2 separate regions of the Homo sapiens genome follow, and region 1 is linked to region 2. A link is a loop called in an ENCODE intact Hi-C map of the cell type or tissue named here. Cell type or tissue: GM12878. All regions are shown on one strand. Each heading gives the region's core, and the rest is flanking DNA. Links, peaks and the distances in the headings are about the cores only. Region 1 has its middle 31 kb from the start of CALN1. Region 2 has its middle 83 kb from the start of CALN1.

Region 1 (11,519 bases), core at 2,643-7,642, 51 kb after region 2:
TTTCAAATTATAAACCCAGGCTCAAAAGGGGAAGGGGGTCAAATGCATGCTCTTAGTAGAGCTGAGATGGGATCTGGGGTTCACTCTGACACTACAGCCCACCTCCCTCCTGGACACCCCTGACACTCACTCCAAGGCACGTACCCTGGAGATCTCTGGCTTCTGAGCACCAATTGGCTGGATTTATTTCACGTGCTTATGAGGGGAAAATGGCATTAAAAAGATCATGCGGCCGGGTGCGGTGGCTCACGCCTGTAATCCCAGCACTTTGGGAGGCCGAGGGGGGAAGATCATGAGGTCAGGAGTTTGAGACCAGCCTGGCCAACATGGTGAAACCCTGTCTCTACTAAAAATACAAAAAATTATCCGGGCATGGTGGTGCACATCTGTAGTCCCAGCTACTCGGGAGGCCGAGGCAGGAGAACTGCTTGAACTCAGGAGACGGAGGTTGCAGTGAGCCGAGACCACGCCACAGCACTCCAGCCTGGGCAACAGAGTGAGACTCCGTCAAAAAAAAAAAAGATCACGCAAGGTGCCACCATATTGACTAAAGAAAGATCTCGGAAAAACCGACTCCATAGTGTGGGATGCCAAGTGCAATGAGCTATTGTGAGGATGAGGTGTGGCGGTCTTAGCCAAGACAGGCTCACAAAGGGACCAGCAGCTGCTCAAGCAGGGGCAAGCAAAAAGAGGCAGCGTGGGAAGGGGGTCTCTGAGGCTGACCCTCTATCCCTGACACAGGAACTGTCCTTGACACAGATTCGTGCTCTATCAAAGGCAGCCGGAGATGCCAGGAACTCCCAACACGGGTTTGCTCTTCCCCTCATCCCTGTGGCTACGTTTCTCTGTTCCACTCCTGGCCATGCTGTGTGTCACAACTACTTCTCTTGGTGATCTGCCTGTAATATGCAGGCAGTGTGTCTAGCTGGCTGCAGGCACATGGCTGGAAAAGTGGGCAAGTAGGTGTGTGTGCATGGGAAGATGTGTGTGCATGAACAGGCATCTATGGGTGTACGGGCAGACATGTGTGTACCTGGGTAGGTGTGTGTGTGTGGTATGTCAGGCATGTGTGTGAGTGTGCATGAGCAGGCATGTGTGAACCTGAGCGGGCATGTGTGTACCTGGGCAGGCATGTGTGTGTGTGTGTGTGTGTGTGCATGGGCAGGCATGTGTATACCTAGGCAGGCGTCTGTGTGTGTACATGGGCAAGCGTGTGTGTATGTGTGTACATGGGCAGGCACGTGTGTGTGGTATGGGCAGGCATGTGTGTGTGCATGGGCAGGAATGTGTGTGTACACGGGTGGGTATGTGTGTACATAGGAATGTGTATGCATATACACGAGCAGGCATGTGTGTGTACATGGGCAGGTGTGTGTACATGTATGGGTAGGCATGTTTGTGCGTGGGCAGGTGTGTGTGCGTGCATGGGCAGGCACGTATGTATAATAGGCAGGCATGGGTGTGTGCATGGCAGGTGTGTGTGTACATGGGTAGGCGTGTGTGCATGCAGCTTACATAAGTGGCAGTGCTCTCAGGAGGGGAGCACACAGTACAGACCAGGTTTCCCACTTTCCCCAGGCAGTGTCCCGTGCAGCCCCGTGTCTGAAGAGGGTGTCACCGATGCCCCCTGCCTCCACGGAGCCCCGCTCTTTCCCTCGGTCTGGAAGACAGCGAGCAGGACCTTGGTACTTCCTAGGGTAGGCAGTGCGTGGGTCCACAGCCCTGTGGTTCCGATTCAAACCATGCAGCCCGAGAGACTCCGGTGTTTCTGGGGGCACTTTTCCACCTTCTCAGCCCCGTTTTCTTGCTGGAGTGAGAGGGCTGCAGGAAGCTTTCCCAGCAGCAGGAGCAGCAGCCAGAGCAGACACGGCAGCAGCCACGGCAGCAGCACTGGCACCCTTCAAATTGGGACTCTAGCCCTTTAAATCTGCTCAGTTACCAAAAAAGAAGAGGCATCAGACCCTGTTAATTAAAGCTCGCCCCGGTCCATCATTCTGAGGAGCTGCAGTGCCCTGCTCCTTCCTGATGGCTTAGAGATTCTCCTTAACTCCCAGCCATGGATCTTGGAGAATTTCCCCCGAGATCAGCAGGAGGTATGACCCTTGCCGATGACACTCTGAAGCTTGTGTGTCTCTCAGTCAATGATATAACTGACTGCATGGATGCTGCCTGCCTTCCCCCTTCTGCTTTTCCTCTTCCCCTCTTCCTCCTCTCCAATTTCCCAGCTTGTGTTTAGTTGAGACAGAATCAAGTTTTGATGGGTTTCCGAGGAAGGGGAGGGGTAGGGAGATCTGGAGGTGGTGGTGGCTCTTGGCACGTTTGTTTTGGCCCCAGCTTCACCCAGCTGTCAAAGTGGTTTGGAGGAGTGGGGAGACACGCTTCTTTCAGCTCTGGCTCATGCAAAACCATTTCCTCCCGGCCGGGTCCTTTCCCCTTGGAGATAATGAAAAGGGCATAACCCTGACTCGACTTGCCTGTCAAATCGGTGCCCTGCCACTCGGTCAGAACATGGCTGTGTGGCTGCACTCCTACGTTATTGGAAAACTCATTCCATACAACTTTCCCTGTAAGTCGTCCCGGAGGAACATCTTGCCGACACCTGTCCCCCCTCCCCGCCCCTGCCCTCATTCTCCCCTCGTCTTTACTCTCTGAACGCTGCTCCTTTCAAATGCTTGCTGTATGATTTCAGGAATTCCTAACCCTGTCCCTTGTGCCTTTTGAGGAAACTCACTTCTAGCCGAGTCTCAGGTTCTGTGGCAAAGAGTTGTTTTGATTCAGGAATCTGCTCTAGCCTGGCAGAGAGAAGGAGTAGATTTATCTTCTTTGTACATTGCATTGTGTAAATTGTACTTGGGCTCAGAGAACATCTATCTGCAAATCCTTCATTGATTTGTTTTTGACCCTCACGGGGTGACTTCTGGGTGAAATGCTCTTTCCGAGTCATACCCAAAGGAAAGATTTCCTTTCCGTCAGCTTGACATGACTCCACAGACATCCCTGAAAGTCAGACTTGGGCAGAGGGAGGCATTTTCATTGGCCTGAGTGACAGTCATCTCTGGGGGTCCCGGGGGCATGGGTTCTTGTGGCTTAGAGGCAGGGTTCTAAGGACTTCCAATTCCCCACCTGGGAGAGGAGCTTGGGAGGGGAAGTGCTTTTACTGAATTTTCCAGGGGCTTTAAAACACGCTGAATGGTTAACATCCCCGTTCAAGTCTTGAGGGGGATCTGAGCCAAAACACAGCTCACGTGAGTAGAGATTTTCCCCCAAAGTGATTGCCTGCAGAGTTCTGAACCATTTCCATGAACGGTAGTTACCGCGTTTGCAGCTAAATCCCTTTGCAATCCCCCAGCCAAGGATGGGCACTTTCTCTGGATGAATGTCCCGGAAGTCAGCCTGTCTGCTTCCCAGACACTGGGGGTGCAATGCATTTTGTATGATCAGAATCATCAAACTCTCCGCTGTGGCAGAAACTCTCTGGTTTAGGAGAGACCATTCAGAACTTATGAGTGAAGCGCTTGATGGAATGAATTATTATCCCCATGCCCATCGGTGGATCTGTGTGGTTGATTTAAAGATTCTAAAGAAGTAACCCCGGGAGAGATGTTTCCTGCAAACAGAAACTCAGCCTGGAGGCCTTGGTCATGCTGGTTAAAGGGAGGAGGCTTTGGGGAGGGTGGCGTTGGAGGTTTGAGGTCATTTTTAAAGGTCGTGCTCTCAGCTGGTCTGTGAGGGTCAGATTCTCACCTGGAGCTGAGGGTAGAAGCGGACTGAGGCCATGGTTAGCCGGGTGAGTTCCTTGAGCTCACAGACCGTTCAGTGGAGAAGGTTCGTCCACACAGCTATAGTCACCTCTTCCTCTGTTGCCTGGTGGCCCAAAGGTCAACAGCCTTCTTTCACTTTCTAGGGGAAGCCAAGAGAGGCTTGAAATAGATGTCACTAACTGTGTTTTTGTATCAGCTGGGGCCCATTAACAATAAGTAATTAAGTAGACTGTTCCTTTGTGTCAAATTTTCTTTTCAACTTAATGTTGTGTGTGTGTGTGTGTGTGTGTGTGTGTGTGTGTGTGTGTGTGTGTGTTTAATTCACTGATGGCTGCTGGCTTTCAAGAAGCTGTACGCAGGTCCCAGTGGAGTTTGTTTAGATCTGGCAACTTTGTGTAGTTCTGTGTTCCGTTGACATTTCTTTAATGGCCGTGGTGGGCTCTTAGCTTACAAGGTGGTGGGAAAGGCATGGCCTTTGGGGACCAACAGACCTTCACTGGAGTCTCAGCTTCACCACACAAGAGCACCTAGCCTGGGCTGCTGATTAATCTCATTGGGCGGGCGTCAGTTTCTCTGTCTGTAACATGGTAGCATTGTCAGGATTAAATGGAGTCATTTAGCTGAAGTCTGTGTATGCAGCTTGTACAAAGGAGTATCTCTTCTTTCAATTGCAGCTGCCTTGAGTTAAGTCAACATTAACACAAAGGATTGGACTGTTTAAATAGTTATAGTGACTCCTGTACTGACTGCTGGACTGTGCCTTTTCTGAGGGCAGGGATGGCCTCCTCCCTGTCACTCTATCTCTCCCAAAAGCTAGCAAAGGGCCTGGCATGGCGTGGAAACAACATAAAAGTTTATTGAATGAATACACACCAGTCTGTGGACACATAACCTTCAACATAGGTGGTTTTTAATGACTAAGCAAAACCAATTCTCACTCAGTTTACTTAAGAAATACAGCTGAGCCAGTTAGATCAAAGAGCCTCGTGACTGTAATAAATTGGGATTAAGATAGATCCATTTGTGGGGAAATTTGAACTGTAATTAAAAAAATGTCTCCTGCACTGGAACCTGTACCGGGTGCCTGCGGACTCCAGGAGTGCCCTGGGAGCTGTTCTGATTGCTAGCAGCCTTCCCTCTTCATGTGCTACTTCCTCTTTTTCATGCTTTGAAGAAGAGAAGAGGCTCTGAAACGGGATAACCGCTCTGAATGGAAAGAGGAGCTTCAACTGCTACTCTGGTGCGTAGTACGAGTCTATCAATATATCAATCCATTAAAAAAGAGTAAGTTGATTTGTGTGGAGACACTTAGTACCTACTGGGGAGAGTCATTGATTTAATAATTTTTTAATTAATTAATTTAGTTTTTGAGACAGAGTCTCACTCTGTCACCCAGGCTGGAGTGCAGTGGCATGATCTCTGCTCACTGCATCCTCCACCTCCCGGAGTTTGCAGTGAGCCGAGATCACACCACTGCACTCCAGCCTGGGCAACAAGAGAGAAACTCTGTCTCAAAAAAATAAAAAAGTTGATCAAAGATAATCATCATCATAAAAGTGAATACCACCACCTAACATTTGCAGAGGGTCTCTCTAGCTAGGGGTTGGAGGAACCCACGTGAGATTGGCTGCCCCCTGTTCTCAAGTAAAGGGATGGGGGCTAAATAGTGTGTGTCATGGGATACATGAGGCATGAGTCTAGTGGATCCTGGGAGGATGATGATCTTGGCCTTGGGAAAGGCTTCTTTCAAGTAGATGATCCCCAAACTGAGTCCCAACAGAGGTGGCTATGAAATATCATCCTAGGCTGAAGAAATTACACATGCAAAGCACAGAGGTGAAAGAAACACTCGAGGGAGTGGCAGCAAATCTGTCTGACCATTATGGGAGGCAATGTGATAAAAGAAGAAGCCGGAGAGGAGACAGGGGTTAGATCCTAAGGGACCCGGGGTGCGTGAAAGGCGGGCACTTCATTTTGAAGGAGATGGAGTCATTGAAGGATTTTTAGCAACGGAATCACTTGGGAAAATTGAATTGAACAAATACGCACTGAGCATTGATCCTTTACCAAACTGTGTCCTACGCACCTGGATGCAGTGGTGAACACAACACCCAAAATCTCCTGCTCTTGCGGAACTTGCAGGCAGAGAAGAAGACAAAAAAATAAGTCACGAAAGGTAAATTGTACATAGCACGTCAGATGGTGACACACGCTCTTGAGAGAAATACAGCCGAGGAGGAGGACGAGGTCCTGAGACAGTGATGAGGCATGGGTGTGTCTGTGCAACCCTTAATAATGCTCAATCCTAAGTGCAATTCTTAACAAAGTGCAATCCTAAATAAGTGCAACCCTACATAAAGTGCAATCCTAAATAAGCACAACCCTTAATAAAGTGCAATCCTAAATAAGTGCAACCCTTAATAAAGTGCAATCCTAAATAAGTGCAACCCTTAACAAAGTGCAATCCTAAATAAGCACAACCCTTAATAAAGTGCAATCCTAAATAAGTGCAACCCTACATAAAGTGCAATCCTAAATAAGCACAACCCTTAACAAAGTGCAATTCTAAATAAGTGCAACCCTACATAAAGTGCAATCCTAAATAAGTGCAACCCTACATAAAGTGCAATCCTAAATAATTGCAACCCTTAATAAAATGCAATCCTAAATAAGTGCAACCCTACATAAAGTGCAATCTTAAATAAGTGCAACCCTTAATAAAGTCCAATCCTAAACAATTGCAACCTTGAATAAAGTGCAATCCTAAATAAGCGCAACCCTTAATAAAGTCCAATCCTAAATAAGCGCAACCCTTAATAAAGTCCAATCCTAAATAAGCGCAACCCTACATAAAGTGCAATCCTAAATAAGTGCAATCTTTAATAAAGTGCAATCCTAAATAAGTGCAACCCTACATAAAGTACAATCCTAAATAAGTGCAGCCCTTAATAAAGTGCAATCCTAAATAGAATGCAATCCTGAATAAATAAAGGTGGCAGCAGAATGAAAACTCTTGGAGGCGTTGTAAGAACTTTGGCTTTTGCTTTGAGTGAGGCGGGAGCCAGCGCTGGGCTCTGAGCAGAGGAGAAACATTTTTAAATGATCCTCCTCACTGCTGTGTTGAGGAAAGATTGTGGGTGGGCAAGGTGGGAACAGGAAGGTCAGCTAGGAGGTGAACATTTAATCAAGGTGAGAGGTGATGGTGGCTGGCCAGTGGGGTACCAATGGAGGTCTGCCAAGTGCTAGGATTCTGAACTTTTTGTTTTTTTCAGGATGGAGGCAATGGGATGTGTTGATGGGTTGGTGAGTTGTGTGAGATGAGTCGAGGATGACTCAAGCTTCCTTGGCCTGAGACGGGGACAGCTGTGGGTGGAGCAGGTTTGGGAGGAGAGCAGGAGTCGGGTGTTTCTCATGTTAAATTGGAGACGTCTGTTGAGGCTCCCGGTGGAGATGTTGAGTGGGCAGTCCTGGGTTCACGAGAGAGATTTGGGCTGGAGACAGCCTTGGGAATCATCAGAGTACAGATGGTATTTAAAGCCATCTCAGATGAGATCATCAGGAGATGGAAGAGACGACGAACTGAGTTCTGAGGCATCACAGCTATTTACAGGTTAAAAAGATGACCAGAAACCCAAACCAGGAGATTGGGAGGGAGGTGCTTCCTTCTTCCTTGTTCAAGACGATTCGCCCTGTTTGTACATTCTACGTCCTCGTCTCTCCTGGGACCAAGACTTATAGCTCATTCTCCCAACTTTTTTTTTTTTTTTTTTTTTTTTGAGACGGAGTGTCGCTCTGTTGCTCAGGCTGGAGTGCAATGGTGCAATCTTGGCCCACTGCAAACTCTGCCTCCTGGGTTCAAGAGATTCTCCTGCCTCAGCCTCCCAAGTAGCTGGGATTATAGGCGCATGTCACCATGCCCGACTAATTTTTATATTTTTAGTAGAGACGGGGTTTCATCCTGTTGGTCAGGCTGGTCTCGAACTCCTGACCTCAGGTGATCCTCCTATCTGGGCTTCCCAAAGTGCTGGGATTACAGGCATGAGTCACCGTGCCTGGCCCTCATTCTCCCAATTTTTAACTTACTCCTTTCTCCTGGCTTCTTCCCACCTCCCTGTAGGTCTGCTCAGATCTTTCTCATCTTAAAAAGAATCTTCCCTTAGCTCCTACTGACTCCTTTAGCTTTTGCTTTCTTGTTCTCTTTTTCTTCACAGATAAACTTTTATTTCTTTCGGCATTCATCAAACAACTGCTGCATACCAGGAGTAAAGAACATGGAAACAAAAGACAGATTTTACCCTACTTGAAAGAATATTTATTTACACCTTGTCTACTTCCATAAAGCATTTTGGATAGCATTTTTTGACATGTATATATAATGAAATAAAAAATATATGATCATAAACTAAACATAAAAAATTTTGTACCAAAAAATTTGTATTTGTATTCTAAAATACAATTTAGAACAGAGGAGCAAGATCAGTACAAAAAACAGAATGCAGAAATAAAGGTCATAAGATTCTATGGTATTATTATTATTGTTTGTTTTTGAGACAGAGTCTCGCTCTGTTGCTGAGGCTGGAGTGCAGTGGTGCGATCTCAGCTCACTGCAACCTCTGCCTCCTGGGTTCAAGCAATTCTCCTGTTTCAGCCTCCGGAGTAGCTGGGATTACAGGCATAAGCCACCACACCCAGCTAAGTTTTGTATTTTTAGTAGAGATGGGGTTTCCTCATATTGGCCAGGCTGATCTTGAACTCCTGGCCTCAAGTGATCCGCCTGCCTCAGCCTTCCAAAGTGCTGGGATTACAGGCTTGAGCCACTGTGTCTGGCCAGATTCTATTTTATTTTAATTTTGAGAGACAAAGTCTCACTATGTTGTCCAGGCTGGTCTTAAACTCCTGGCCTCGAGTGATCCTCCCACTTTGGCCTCCCAAAGTATTGAGATTACAGACATGAGCCCCTGTGCCTGGCTGGTCATAAAACTGTATAAGAATATAATTGAGCCTCTAATCTGATCAGAACTTTCTGGTCAGAAAACAGAAAATGGGGATTTCTTAAAAAAATTTACCAGTGCTCTGAGATAATCATTGTATGGGTGAATACATCTTTGGGTTTTGGGTATTCTGGGTGCTACCTAACCAGGACCCAGACCAAGAAATAGGACATGGTCTGCACCCCAGTGCCACCCCGTGATCATTTCCAGTTGGTTCTCTCTCCGGGGACTGACATTAACCATTTGTCTGTTTTAAACTATTTTGGGAATTGCTTTCTGAGTTTTGTTGTCCGTGAGATGATATGCTAGTTCCTTAAGGAAAACCAAAGCTTTCTGGCATTTAATTCGAAAAGAATACAGTTGATCCTTGAACAATTTGGGTTTGAACTATAAGGGGCCACTTATACATGGATCTTTTTCTGCCTCCACCACCCCTGAGACAGCAACACCAACCCCTCTTTTTCTTCCTCCTCCTCAGCCTCCTCAATGTGAAAAAGACAAGGAGAGGCCCGGCACAGTGGCTCACGCCTGTAATCCCAGCACTTTGGGAGGCCGAGGCGGGTGGATCATGAGGTCAGGAGTTCAAGACCAGCCTGGCCAAGATGGTGAAACCCCATCTCTACTACAAATACAAAAAAATTAACCAGGCATTGTGGCGGGCGCTTGTCATCCCAGCTACTCAGGAGGCTGAGGTAGAGAATTGCTTGAACTCAGGAGGCGGAGGTTGCAGTGAGCCGAGATTGCGCCATTGCACTCCAGCCCGGGCGACAAAGCGAGACTCCATCTCAAAAAAAAAAAAAGAATAAACGACAAGGATAAAGACCTTTATGATGATCCACTCCCACTTAATGAATAGTCAATATATTTTTTCTTCTTCATGATATTTTAATAACATTTCCTCTTCTTTAGCTTACTTTATTGTAAGAATACAGAATATATTACATGTAACACACAACATATGTGTTAATCAACTGTTTACGTTATCAGTAAGGCTTCCAGTCAACAGTAGGCTATTAGCAGTCAAGTTTTTGGAGATTCAAAAGTCATATGTGACTGGGCATAGTGGCTCATGCCTGTAATCCCAAGACTTTGGGAGGCTGAGGTAGGAGGATTGCATGAGCTCAGGGGTTTGATACCAACCTGGGCAACATGGCGAAACCCCATTTCTATAAATAATTTTAAAAATTAACTAGTTATGATGGTGTGTGCCTGTAGTTACAGCTACTCGGGAGGCTAAGGAGGGAGGATCACTTGAGCCCAGGAGGCTGCAGTGAGCTATAATGGCGTCACTGCACTCCAGCCTTAGCAACAGAGTGATGCGCTGTCTCCAGAAAAAAAGAAAAAGTCGTATGCAGATTTTCAACTGCATGGGGTAGGGGGAGCAGCACCCCTAACCCCCACAGGGTTTGAGGTTCAACTGTATTTTCTTCTGAGGTTTCCTTTAAGGAATGTTGAAAAGTTAGGTGGCTTGTACCTTGTCTATTTCCATAACATACTTTGGATAGCATGCAAATTTATATGTGTGTAATGAAACATAAAATATAAACTTATAAGCTAAGGCGAAGAGTGGCAGCTATTTGGCATCGCTTGAAGCCCAACCAGGGGCAGTCAGAAGGTAGAATCTGGAGAGGATGGAGTGTTAAATGCCAACGAGATGAAGCAACATAAGGCCTGGAAGTGTCCCTCGGAGTTAGAAAGTAGGAGGCAGCCAGCCAGGTTCCTGGAGTGATGGAGGTAGAAGCCAGATTGAGGGAGGAGGTCAAGGAAGGAATAAGAGATTTGCTGTGATGTCTCTACGTGGCGGCTACTATTTTAAGACGGTCTATTCTCATGGGAAGGGAGAAAAGATGGCAGGTAGAAGACCTTGCAAAACATAAGGAAGGATTTTGTTTATTTCTCGATAGAATGAGGGAGACTTAATCGTGTTTTTGGAGAAATAGGGAGTCAAGAAATACAGGCAAGGCTGGGTGCCGTGGCTCACTTCTGTAATCTCAACACTCTGGGAGGCTGAGGTGGGAGGATGGCTTGAGCCTAGGAGTTCAAGGCCAGCCTAGGCAACATAGTGAGACTCCATCTCTACAAAAAACAAAAATAAAAATAATGAGCCAGGGATAGTGGTGCATGCCTGGAGAACCAGCTACTCAGGAGGCTGAGGCAGGAGGATTGCTTGAGGCCAGGGGTTTAGAACAGCCTGGCACCATAGCGAGACCTCATCTCTACAAAAAATAAAAAGAAAAACGAATTAGCTGGGTGTGGTGGCGCATGCCTATAGAACCAGCTGCTTGGGAGGCTGAGGTGGGAGGATCATTGGAGCTTAGGAGTGAAGGCTGCAGTGAGCCATGATTGAACCACTGCACTCCAACCTGGGCAACAGACTGAGACTCTATCTCAAGAAGAAAGAAAGAGAAGGGAAGGGAGAAAGAAGGAAGGAAGGAAGGAAGGGAGAGAGGGAAGGAAGGGAGAGAGGGAAGGGAAGGAGGGAGGGAGGGAGGAAGGAAGGAAAGAAAGAAGGAAGAAAAGAAAGAAGGAAGGAAGGGAGGATGGAAGGGAGGGAGGAAGGAAGGAAAGAAGGAAGGAAGGTAGGAAGGAAAGGAAGGAAGGGAGGAAGGAAAGAAAGAAGGAAGGAAAGAAAGGAAGGAAGGGTGGGAGGGGGGAAGGAAAGAAGGAAGGAAAGAAAGAGAGAGGGAGGGAGGAAGGAAAGAAAAAAGGAAAGAAAGAAAGAAAAGAAAGAAAGAGAGAAAGAGAAAGAAAAAGAAAGAAAGGCAAA
Region 2 (11,519 bases), core at 3,502-8,501:
TGTATGTTTTCATATCAGTTTTAGTTTTTTTTTTAGATTTTAAGAAACAAAATGTTACTCATTAAATAAATGAATATCAGTAATCACAGGAATTGGACAGGTTATATAAACAGCGGAGAGGGGATGATAAAGAAGGAAAGAGCAAGCTGGGCACGGTGGCTCACGCCTGTAATCCCAGCACTTTGGGAAGCTGAGGCAGGTGGATCACTTGAGGTTAGGAGTTTGAGACCAGCCTGGCCAACAGGTGAAACCCTGTCTCTACTAAAAATACAAAAATTAGCCCAGTGTGGTGGTGCATGCCTACAGTCCCAGCTACTCGGGAGGCTGAGGCAGGAGAATTGCTTGAACCCGGGAGGCGGAGGTTGTGGTGAACCGAGATCGCGACACTGCACTCCAGCCTGGGCGACGGAGTGAGACTGTCTCAAAAAAAAAAAAAAAAAAAAAAAAAAAAAAAGAAGGAACGAACAGAAGTTCATGAGACCCACAAAAGAGACACAGAAAGTTTCAGCTGAGGCCGGGCGAGGTGGCTCACATCTGTAATCCCAGCACTTTGGGAGGCTGGGGTGGGTGGATAGCCTGAGGTCAGGAGTTTGAGATCAGTCTGGCCAACATGGTGAAACCCTCTCTCTACTAAAAATACAAAAATTAGCCCAACTTGGTGGTGCATGCCTGTAATCCCAGCTACTAGGGAGGCGGAGGCAGGAGAATCGCTTGAGCCTGGGAGGCGGAGGTTGTAGTGAGCCAAGATCGTGCCACTGTACTTCAGCCAGGGCAACAGAGCGAGACACTGTCTCAAAAAAGAGAAAGATAGAAAGAAAGAAAGAAAGAAAGAAAGAAAGAAAGAAAGAAAGAAAGAAAGAAAGAAAGAAAGAAAGAAAGAAAGAAAGAAAGAAAGAAGGAAGGAAGGAAGGAAGGAAGGAAGGAAGGAAGGAAGGAAGGAAGGAAGGAAAGAAAGAAAGTTTTGCGGAAGTATGCAGCAAAAATTATAATTAATGGCAAATTCTTAAAAAATAATTTTTTATAGATTCTTTTATATTTGCCCAAATATTAACCATCTCCAATACTACTCATTCCTTTTTGTAATAGTATTTTTCCTTTTTCCAAGGAACAATTATTTGCATATGAGTCTGCATGTGAGTCAGTTTATCTTAAACTGATTTTTTTGCAAAATAATATGAATAATTTATAGAATGTTTATATTAAAACATTCAGAAGAATAGTGCCTAAATTATTGCCTTATTTATGTATCATAATGAGGAATTAGTTCATAATAACATTTTGCATTTGTGATGAAAACAAAACTCATGAATCAATCAATTATTAATTAATAATTTGTAGTGTTCCTTTTCCAAATAATATTATTCCTCTTTAGCCTAAAAGATTTCTTTCAGCTGGCCAGGCATAGTGGCTCATGCCTGTAATTCCAGCACTTTGGGAGGCTGAGGTGGGTGGATCGCTTGAAGTCAGGAGTTTGAGACCAGCTTGGCCAACATGGTGAAACCTCGTCTCTACTAAAAATACAAAAATTAGCTAGGTGTGGTGGCAGGTTCCTGTAATCCCAGCTACTAGGGAGGCTGAGGTAGGAGAATCACTTGAACCCAGGAGGTGGAGGTTGCAGTGAGCTGAGATTGCACCACTGCACTCCAGCCTGGGTTACAGAGTGAGATTCTGTCTCAAAAAAAATTATTCCTTATAGACAATTATTCTTTTATATTTGCCCCAATATTAACTAATTCCTTTTTATAATAGTATTGTTCCTTTTTCCAAGGAACAATTATTTGCGTATGAGTCTGTGTATGAGTCAATTTATCTTAAATTGATATTTTGCAAAATAAGTATATGAATAATTCATAAGAATGTTTATTTTAAAACATTAAAAAAAGTACCTAAATTAGTGCTTTATTTATCATAATGAGGAATGAGTTCATAATGATATTTTGCATTTGTGATAAAAAGAAAACTCATGAATCCATCAACTATTAATTAATAACTTGTAGTATTCCTTTTCCAAATAATATTATTTCCCTTCAGCCTAAAAAATTTCTTTTAGCACTTCTCGTGGTAAAGATCTGCTGGCAAAAAATGATCTCAACTGAATTTATCTAAAAATGTCTTGTTTTCTTTGCATTCATTTTTGAAGAATAGTTTTACTGGACATAAACTTCTAAGTTGACAGTTTTTTCTTTTTATACTTTAAAGATGTAATTTCCTTGTCTTCCAGGCTCCATTTATTGAGTACAAAGTTGGCTGTTATTTTTATTATTGCTTCCTTGTATGTAATGTGTCTTTTTTTCCTGACTGCTTTTGAGATTTTCTATTTCTTTTTGGTTTTTATCCATGATGTGGCTAGGTATAAGTTTTTTTTTTAACTAATTTTTTGGAGGCCTGTTAAGCCTCTTATAAATAGGATTTGATGTTTATAACCAAAGTTGGAGAAATTTTGGCCAATATTTCTTGAAATTTTAAAAATTCTCGATTCTATTCCCTCCTCCTGAGATGGCAAATACACATTAGGGAGGTTTGGTATTATGGATCTATTTGGTATTACTTGATATTGAGGCTTTCACCTTTTTTATACATTGGATTACTTTTGGATAATTTATCTATTTATCTGTCTTTAAATCAATAACCTTTCTTTCCCCATCCCCCATATTCAATTTTCTACAAATCTTGTGTAATGGTTTTTAAAAATTTCTCATATTGTATTTTTCAGTTCTAAGATTTCTTCTTGGTACTTTTTGAGAGTTTCCACATCTTTTCTGAGATTCTCTGTCTCTTTATCCATTACAACCAATTTCTCTTCTGTAAAACTTTAATGTATAGTTATGAATTATCTTAAAGTCCTTTTCTCAATACCAACACATGGGTTGCCTGTGGGGATACTATTTATTAACTGTTTTTTCCCCTCTATTTATTAGTCGTCACATTTTGTTACTTCTTCACGTGTCTGGTAATTTTTTTATTGTATAATAACCTTGTGGATGATACATTGTAGAGACTCTGCATTCTGTTATCTTCCTCTGAAGAGTGTTAAATTCTGTTCTAGCAGATCTAGTAGACCCACTGGCAGATCACCCAGAAGTTTAGTTGAAAGCTTTGTTTCATGGTTCTGTTTTGATTTTGCTCGTTTCTAGGATGTAGCTCTTAACCCTAGCATGTGCTTCCTAATCTCAGGGCATGGCCCTTTGAGGAGTAATTAAAAATCTTGAAGTATTTATCAAATCCCTTTAAGTTGGTGAGATTTTAACTCTAAAGTTTGTCATTGTCATTCCTTTGTTTTTTTTGAGATGGGGTCTCACTCTGTCACCCAGGCTGGAGTGCAGTGGCGTGATCTCAGCTCACTGCAACCTCCGCCTCCCAGGTTCAAGCGATTCTCCTGCCTCAGACTCCTGAGTAGCTGGGATTACAGATGCGTGCCACCACGCCTGGCTAGTTTTGGTATTTTTAGTAGAGACGAGGTTTCACCATATTGTTCAGGCTGGTCTTGAACTCCTGACCTCAGGTGATCCACCCGCTTTGGCCTCCCAAAGTGCTAGGATTACAGGCATGAGCCACTGTGCCCGGCCAAGTCTGTCATTCTATTAATAGCACTGAGCGCCTGCTAAAATCTCTGCTCAGCTTTTTTTCCCTTTCAGCTATTCCTTTCCTCTGGGCTCATTGGAATCTTTCCTCCATGCACAGACGTTAAAATTCAGCCAAGGATTTGAGAGCGTACTTACATAAGGATTTTGTGGCTCCTTCCTTTTCCACATTCCTTGTCTCTCAGTTCCAGTTCTCTGGCAGCTCCAAATTCTCACCTATGATTCTTTGGCCTCATAAGACTATAAGCCCTAATAAAACTTTAGCTTAATAAGTCTTGCTCTGTTGCCCAGGCTGAAATACAGTGGTGCGATCACAGCTCACTGCAGCCTCAACTTCCTGGGCTTAAGGAATCCTCCCACCTCAGCCTCTCTAGTTGCTGACTACAGGGACTACAGGTGCACACCACCACACCTGGCTAATTTTAAAAATTTTTTGTAGAGGTGAGGTCTTGCTTTGTTGCCCAGGTCTTAAACAATCCTCTCATTTCGGTGTCCCAAAGTGCTGGGATTACAGGCGTGAGCCACCACACCCAACCCAACTGTTAGCTTTTTGATTGAATTCTAGTCCCTAGGCCCCAAACAAATTGAAGAGTGCTTTCAGAAGAAAAGCTGGTTAAACTTGAATCTCACATTGTGTACTTCCATTTTTCCAAGGCTTATAGTTCCCTAATTTCTGCCAGGCTTTGGCTACTCTCCAAGGACATGATATAGTTGTTTTAATATTTTGTCCATTGTTTACAGTTGTTATCAACAGATGGTTTTTTCTGATACAAACTATCCCCCATTATCAGAGCTAGAAGAAAAAAGTATTTAAAAATAAAGTAGTGATGTGTACTATCATTACTTTCATTCTCCATTATACTGGAGGTCTTAACAAGTGTAAAAATAAGCAAAAAGGAAAAGGTGTAAGAATTGGAATGAGGCCGGGCATGGTGGCTCACACCTGTAATCCCAGCACTTTGGGAGGCCGAGGCAGGTGGATCACCTAAGGTCAGGAGTTCGAGATCAGCCTGGCCAACATGGCAAAAACCCGTTTCTAATAAAAATACAAAAAATTAGCTGGGCATGGTGATGCATGCCTGTAGTCCCAGCTACTTGGGAGACTGAGGCAGGAGAATCTCTTGAACCTGGGAGGTACAGGTTGCAGTGAGCCAATATTGTGCCACTGCACCTTAGCCTGGGCAACAGAGCATCAAAACAAAACAAAAAAACTGAAAACAATAACAAATTGGAATAGAAGAAACAGAAATAGAATTATCTGCCCATGATATACAAATCTGAAAGAATCTATAGAAGCAATTTTAATTAAAATAAAAGTTCAGGAAGGATGCTAGATATCAGAGCAATATTAAAAATTCTGTGGCTTTCTATCCATCAGCTTCACATCTTTTCAATTGTATTTCGGAAGCAATAACGATTTGCCTCAGATTCCAAGCAACTTTATAGCCCACCGTTTGTCCACACTTCTCTGTTTTCTTGAGGCCATTTGAGTTTTGTTCTCTGTTATTTGCTACCAGAAGAGCCTTGACTAACAGAGAGGGGTTTTCTTTGAGGTCAGGCTTAGGGGTCTTTTGCTCATGGGGTGTGGCATGGACCTGCTTGAATGGAGCAAGGGATGCCAAACCAAAATGAGTTCTTGGGACAAAGACTGTGCCTTGTTCCCTGCAATGTCCCTAGCAGCTAGCACAGTGGGTTGGGTGCAGAGTAGGTCTCAATCAATATTTACTGAAGGACCGTGGTTGCTATTTTTAACTAACTGAAGGACTCACACGAGGAGGAACTGACCCAGCCTGGGTAGGAGATCTCCAAGAGTCAGTGCCATCTGAGGACAGACCAGTCAGAGCTGGAGGACCTTGGACTCCTGCCCAAGGAGGATTTGGGTAGAGATTGGATGAACACCTGGCAGAAATTTAAAGGGTGGACTCAAACAACAGTTAGGAATCTGGATTTTGACCTTCAAATGGGAATGGAAAATGGAAGAAAAATGGAATCATCACGCAATGGTCAGACTCCAAGATGGCCCTCAATGATTCTTGCCTCCTAGAATTCATGCACTTGTGTGGGTCCCTCCCTCATTGGATTGAGCTGGCTGTGTGGCTCACAGAAGAAAGTGGAAGTAATAGGGGGTGATTTCCAAGACCAGGTCATGCAGGCGTTGCAGCTTACAGGTGTTATTTTGGGGAAGCCAGCTATCATGCCATAAGGGCACTCACACAGCCCTTGGGGAGGACCATATGGAGAGGAACAATCTTATTATTATTATTATTATTATTTTTGAGACAGGGTCTTTCTCTGTCCCCCAGGCTGGAGTGCAGTGGCACAATCATAGCTCACTGCAGCCTCGAACTCTTGAGCTCCAGCGATCTTTCCTCCTCAGCCTCCTGAGTAGCTGGGACTGCAGGTGTGCCCAACTATACCTGGGTAATTAAAATAATTTTTTTTTTTTTGTAGAGATGGGGTCTCGCTATATTGCCCAGACTGGCATCAAGCAATCAGTGTTGGTCTCCCACGGTGCTGGGGCTACAGGCATGGGCCAACGCGCCCGGCCTGTGTTGCCTTTGATGTGGTACCCGAGACATGTGTTCTGGGCAAAGTTGAGGTCCAGGGAATTCCCGCAGGTGGGGAGGTGTCCCAGCTTGCGTCAAAAAGAACTTCTCTAACAAGGAGCACTTGGAGGGCAATAGTCACTGCCTATCTTTGCGTTACTACCAGGACAGTGCCTGGCACGGCGTGGGTGCCCTTTAAGTGTTCTTTGATTAGTGAACAAATAAAGGTAAGCTTGCTAGCAGGTCCTCTGGACCTTTGGTGCCATTTCTGACTGGTGTATTCTACTGACTTTTTTAGTCTTCCTGGAACACTGTCCAGCAGAGGGCAGTGTTGTGCATCCCCGAATGCACGAACATCCATCAGGTGAAAGAGAGTTGTTCCAAGTTCCACGGGGCTCAGATTTTTAGAGACAAGGTCTTGCTCTGTTGCCCAGGCTGGAGTTCAGTGGCGCAATCATGGCTCACTGCAGCCTTGAACCCCTGGGCTTAGCGATTCTCCTGCATCAGCCTCCTGAGTAGCTGAGCCTACAGGCATGCACCACCATGCCCAGCTTATTTTTTCATTTTTCTGTGGAGACGAGGTCTCTCTATGTTGCCCAGGCTGGTCTGGAACTCCTAGCCTGAAGCGATTCTCCTGTGTCAGTCTTCCAAAGTGTGTTATTTTGGGAATAATTGCTTCTTGCCACAAGCCCTAGACTTATACATGATGAGAAAACTACACCCACAAAGCACACTAAATATTTTTTAAGCCCAGTATTTAGTGGCTGTTGATACAGATAAATAAATTGATTGACCTTATCTCAGCAATAACACAATGCCACCTGCACTAGCACACTAAAAACTTGGGTAAATAGAATTTGTTTTCCTTCCAATAGTAACCAAAATGTTTGAGGACATTTCAGAAGGGCTTCAAGATCTAGAAAAGATGCTGTAAGAGTTATGATAAGAATAATTAATCGGCCAGGTGTAGTGGCTCATGCCTGTAATCCCAGCAATTTGGGAAGCTGAGGCGGATGGATCACCTGAGGTCAGGATTTCGAGACCAGCTTGGCCAACATGGTGAAGCCCTGTTTCTACTAAAAATACAAAAATTAGCTGGGAGTGGTGGTGCATGCTTGTAGTCCTAGGTACTCGGGAGGCTGAGTCAGGAGAATCACTTCAACTTGGGAGGTGGAGGCTGCAGTGAGCCAAGATTGCACCACTGCACTCCAGCCCGGGTGACAGAGTCAGTCTTTGTCTCAAAGGAAAAAAAAAAAAGAATAATTGATCACATGGACAAACCTTGAAAACATTATGCTAAATGAAAGAGGCCATTTAGTCATCATAAAAGACTACATATTGTATGATACCATTTCTGTGAAATGTCTGGAATAAGCAAATCTATAGAGACAGAGATTAGTGGCTGCCTAGAGATGGTGGGAGACCCGGGGAGGTGGTGGGAGACCCGGGGAGATGGCGGGAGACTGGGGAATATCAGCTAAAGGGTGTGGAGTTTCTTTCGGGGGTGATGAAAATGTTTTAAAATTAGGTTGTGGTGATAGTTGCCAAATTCTGTGAGTATTCTAAAAACCACTGGACTGCATACTTTCAATGGGTGAATTCTATCTCAAAGCTGTAAAAAAGAATACTCGTGTTCAGCTACATTTTTACATTTATCTTGTTGTCCTTGTGATTTAGTCTCTGCAAATGTGTTAGTCATCTGTGATGGAGATGACGATTTTCTGAGGATCGAACATACCATTGTCCATACGTCCTGGATAGCATGTGCCAGCAGGGATGCATTGCAGGAGCACGACTGTTCCGGTGCTCGGCAGCCAGTGTATTTTCTGATCGTTGCCATGGTGCTGTGAGGGGCTCATCTGTTGTCCCCATTCACAGATAATGACCAGGTCCAGATAAGAGTGGGTACTTTCATTCTAATCACTAGTCCAACTATTAGAGCCACGAGGGCTGACCCAGCGGTTGGCATGGTGCCCCCACAGCCCTGCTGGCATTAGCTGGAGGTCTGTGACAGCTTGTGACTGTGAGAAACAGCAGCCGCAGGACTACACAGGTGGCAAGGCCTTGCTTCCAATTCTCACCCAACTTGCATGCAAGATCTGCGTTGCTCCATCTTGTACAACAGCCCCTGTAGTAAGCACCTCCCAAAGGGTGGAACCAATCAACCCAGCAATGTGGGACAAAACAAAATCCATCTTTAGAGGAAGCATCTTTGGCTGGCAGTTAGGAGGCTTGGCTTCTAGACCTGGCTTTGCTATTTGAATTGACCAAGATCACGCCACTAACTCTCTGACCTTGGGTATGTCAATAGATTGAGTCTTATATGGGAAACCAAGGCTTAGACATTTAAGTTCATTCTCAGTTTTAAATTCCATGAGCTATTGGCTTAAACACTCTTGAGAACAAATGTAGTTCACACTGAAGGCCAAGGTGGCACATTTCTGTTTGTGTCTTACCTGTCGGCTACCTCTGTTGTTTGCAGTAGTTGTAATTTGAAAAGCTGTGGCCTAGCCTAGGTGCCTGATCCTTTGAGCCCAAGGGTAGAGATGAGATTGGGAGCATGATGAGGGCACTGGAGAAACTGCCTTTGAGAGTTGGAGTCCCTTGTTTGGCCTCCATAGTTTGCCCCATATCTTAGTTAAAGGGAAAATTCTATCTGTTATGTAATATTTGCAACAAGAGGACATAACTTATGGCATCTTGAATTACCTTGCTGTTTGGAACAGTGTCTCAGTGTTTGCTACTTGTGCAAAAAATGACCGTTGGTGTGTTCTTTCAGGGCCTCTGGTCACTTAATGAGAGGATAAAAGTGCAGTTGTGAGCAGTGGTCTTCCTCTCTACTCTATGAGTTTTCATTTCCCCACTACCTCCCCATTGCAGCTAATTGCACAGGGCAGAGGCTTGTCCTGAAGAAATGGGCTTTATTTGCACACAGCAGTCCTGAAGGCCCCAGTGAAGTGCCTCATGGAATGAACGTGAAAGAAAAGAACCCTTGTCAGGCTGCAGAACACCATTTTTTTCTCTTTTTGAGACAGAGTCTTACCATGTTGCCCAGGCTGGGCTGCAGTAGTGCAATCATAGCTCACTGCAACCTCAACCTTTTGGGCTCAAGCGATTCTCCTGCCTCAGCTTCTTGAGTAGCTAGGACTACAGGTGCACACCACCATACTTGGCTAATTTTTTAACTTTTTGCAGAAATAGGATCTTGCTCTGTTGCCCAGGCTGCTCTTGAAGGCCTGGCCTCAACTGATCTTCCCGCCTCAGTCTGCCAAAGTGCTAGAATTACAGACATGAGCCACTGCACCTGGGCAACCACCAATTTTTGAGCATCATTTTGTTTTTTGTTTTTGTTTTTGTTTTTTTTTTTTTTGAGACGGAGTCTCGCTCTGTTGCCCAGGCTGGTTGGCTCACTGCAAACTCCGCCTTCCGGGTTCACGCCATTCTCCTGCCTCAGCCTCCCGAGTAGCTGGGACTACAGGCGCCTGCCACCACGCCTGGCTATTTTTTTGTATTTTTAGTAGAGACAGGGTTTCACCATGTTATCCAGGATGGTCTCGATCTCCTGACCTCGTGATCCACCCGCCTCGGCCTCCCAAAGTGCTGGGATTACAGGCGTGAGCCACCGCGCCCGGCCTTGAGCATCATTTTAAGCACTAGGCATTACATACATTATATAATGCAATTTTCACAACAACACTGTATTAGTCCATTTTCACACTGCCTAAAGAACTACCTGAGACTGAGTAATTTATGAAGAAAAGAGCTTTAATTGACTCATAGTTCTGCAAGCTGTACAGGAAGCATGGCTGGGAGGCCTCAGGAAGCTTACAATCATGGTGGAAGGGTGAAGGGGAAGCAAGCACATCTTCACATGGTGACAGGAGAGAAAGTGCAAAGGGGAAGTACTACACACTTTAAAACAACCAGATCTCGTGAGAACTCACTCACTATCAGGAGAACAGCAAGGGGGAAATCTGCCCCCCATGATCCAGTCACCTCCCACCAGGCGCCTCCTCCAACGCTGAAGACCACAATTCAACATGAGATTTGGGTGGGGACACAGAGCTAAACCATATCAAACACTTTGAGGTAGGTGCTATTATTCCTACTGTAGAGGAGGAAATTGAGGTCAGAGAAGTTAGACAACATGGCCACGGCAGCACAGTGGGTAAATGGCAGAGGAGATGAAAATCCGCGTCTGCCTGACTCCAGAGTCATTGCTCTATATAACCCTCTCTGTCAACATTTTATAGTATTTTCTGCCAGTCTTTTTGTCCACACAGTGTTTTTGTTTATTTTGTTTTATTTTATAATTGCATAATTGAGATCATACTGTATAAGCATTTTCTAAAGGTCTTCTACTTGCTGGAATCCCTAAGCCCTTGGGGGTTAGATTGATGTGGAAAGACACACTATAGACGACCATTTCTGGAGGACTCTTTTGAACTCTACTAATGTGGAAGGTCTTCCTCTATTTGCCAAGGAGAAGCCATGGTCTCTATTTCTTCCCACTTATTTCTTTAGCCTTAATCTCTTCAAGCTTTACTTGCAATTCCTTTGCCTAAGACAGCAAAGACACCAAAGAAAGTAATTTTTATCTGGAATGGTCTCCACTAGGCTGTCTAGAGAGCCCTGGCTAGGAGCCAGGAGACTTGGCTTCATATGAGGATCCAGCCATATGTGGACTTCCTGGTACCTGAAATGTATGAGAAAGACATTGGGGTACATGTCCCAGCAGCCCTGGAATTGGGGAGTGATAAGGAAGTCTTTGAGTGCAGCTAGACTCTGCTATGAGGAAGACGGTGCAACAACTGTCTCTTGCCTGGTCACAGGGTGCTGAAGGTTGGGGCTACCATGGGACCCACCCCCTCCACCATAGTGTCTTTCCTTCTTATCTTCATGCAAAGGGTTGGCTTTAGAGGGTGCAATTGCCAACCTTCATACCCACTCCTTTCTTTTTGCTGCTTCCAGTTTTTAGGAACATGAAATAAAGGCTCTTTCAAGAGGTTCCTCTTGAGGCAAACAGTCAAGAAACAACATGAGTTCTGCGGTTCCAGCTGGTGAACAAGCTCAGTGGGATTCAGTCACTTTAATAGAGTGACACTCTTTCTCGAGATTAGACTGTCCTGGGCTTGATCCCTCACACTTCATAGGACATCAGACTTAAGCTACCAGAAAAATCGTACTAAGAAAGTGTAAGTGAAAGATAAGAAAAGCTCCAATTCTGCTTTCTTACTTCTGCTAAGAATATTTACAGATAAGACTGTGCCAGGAGGGCTGGGATCACAGGTACTCAGCAAGGATATGTTGAATTGAATTCAGAAAAGCTATCGTGATTCTTTTTGGTCAAGGGAGAATGATTTTCCCTTGTTCTGCCTGTTTCCCCTGTTTC

What was found. A loop is a pair of places that touch in the nucleus more often than their neighbours do. Peaks named below come from ENCODE experiments on the same cell type or tissue, not always from the same donor. Only the 100,000 strongest peaks of a DNase experiment are listed, where the experiment ranks them.
Region 1: it touches region 2 in a loop (6-fold over the local background); 1 of 110 quality-filtered maps calls a loop at or near these places.

The regions. Positions count from the first base shown.
Region 1 is chr7:72,437,616-72,449,134 of GRCh38, reverse strand. It overlaps a transcript of CALN1 not described here. Among named protein-coding and RNA genes, the nearest start is that of CALN1, 31 kb to the right of the region's middle. RefSeq lists enhancers at 1,131-1,631, 1,632-2,132. In GM12878, for the core only: no CTCF peak of the experiment used is centred there; a DNase peak (open chromatin) is centred at 4,913.
Region 2 is chr7:72,489,205-72,500,723 of GRCh38, reverse strand. It overlaps a transcript of CALN1 not described here. Among named protein-coding and RNA genes, the nearest start is that of CALN1, 83 kb to the right of the region's middle. RefSeq lists an enhancer at 6,657-6,716. In GM12878, for the core only: a CTCF peak has its summit at 6,436 (motif pointing right); a DNase peak (open chromatin) is centred at 6,413.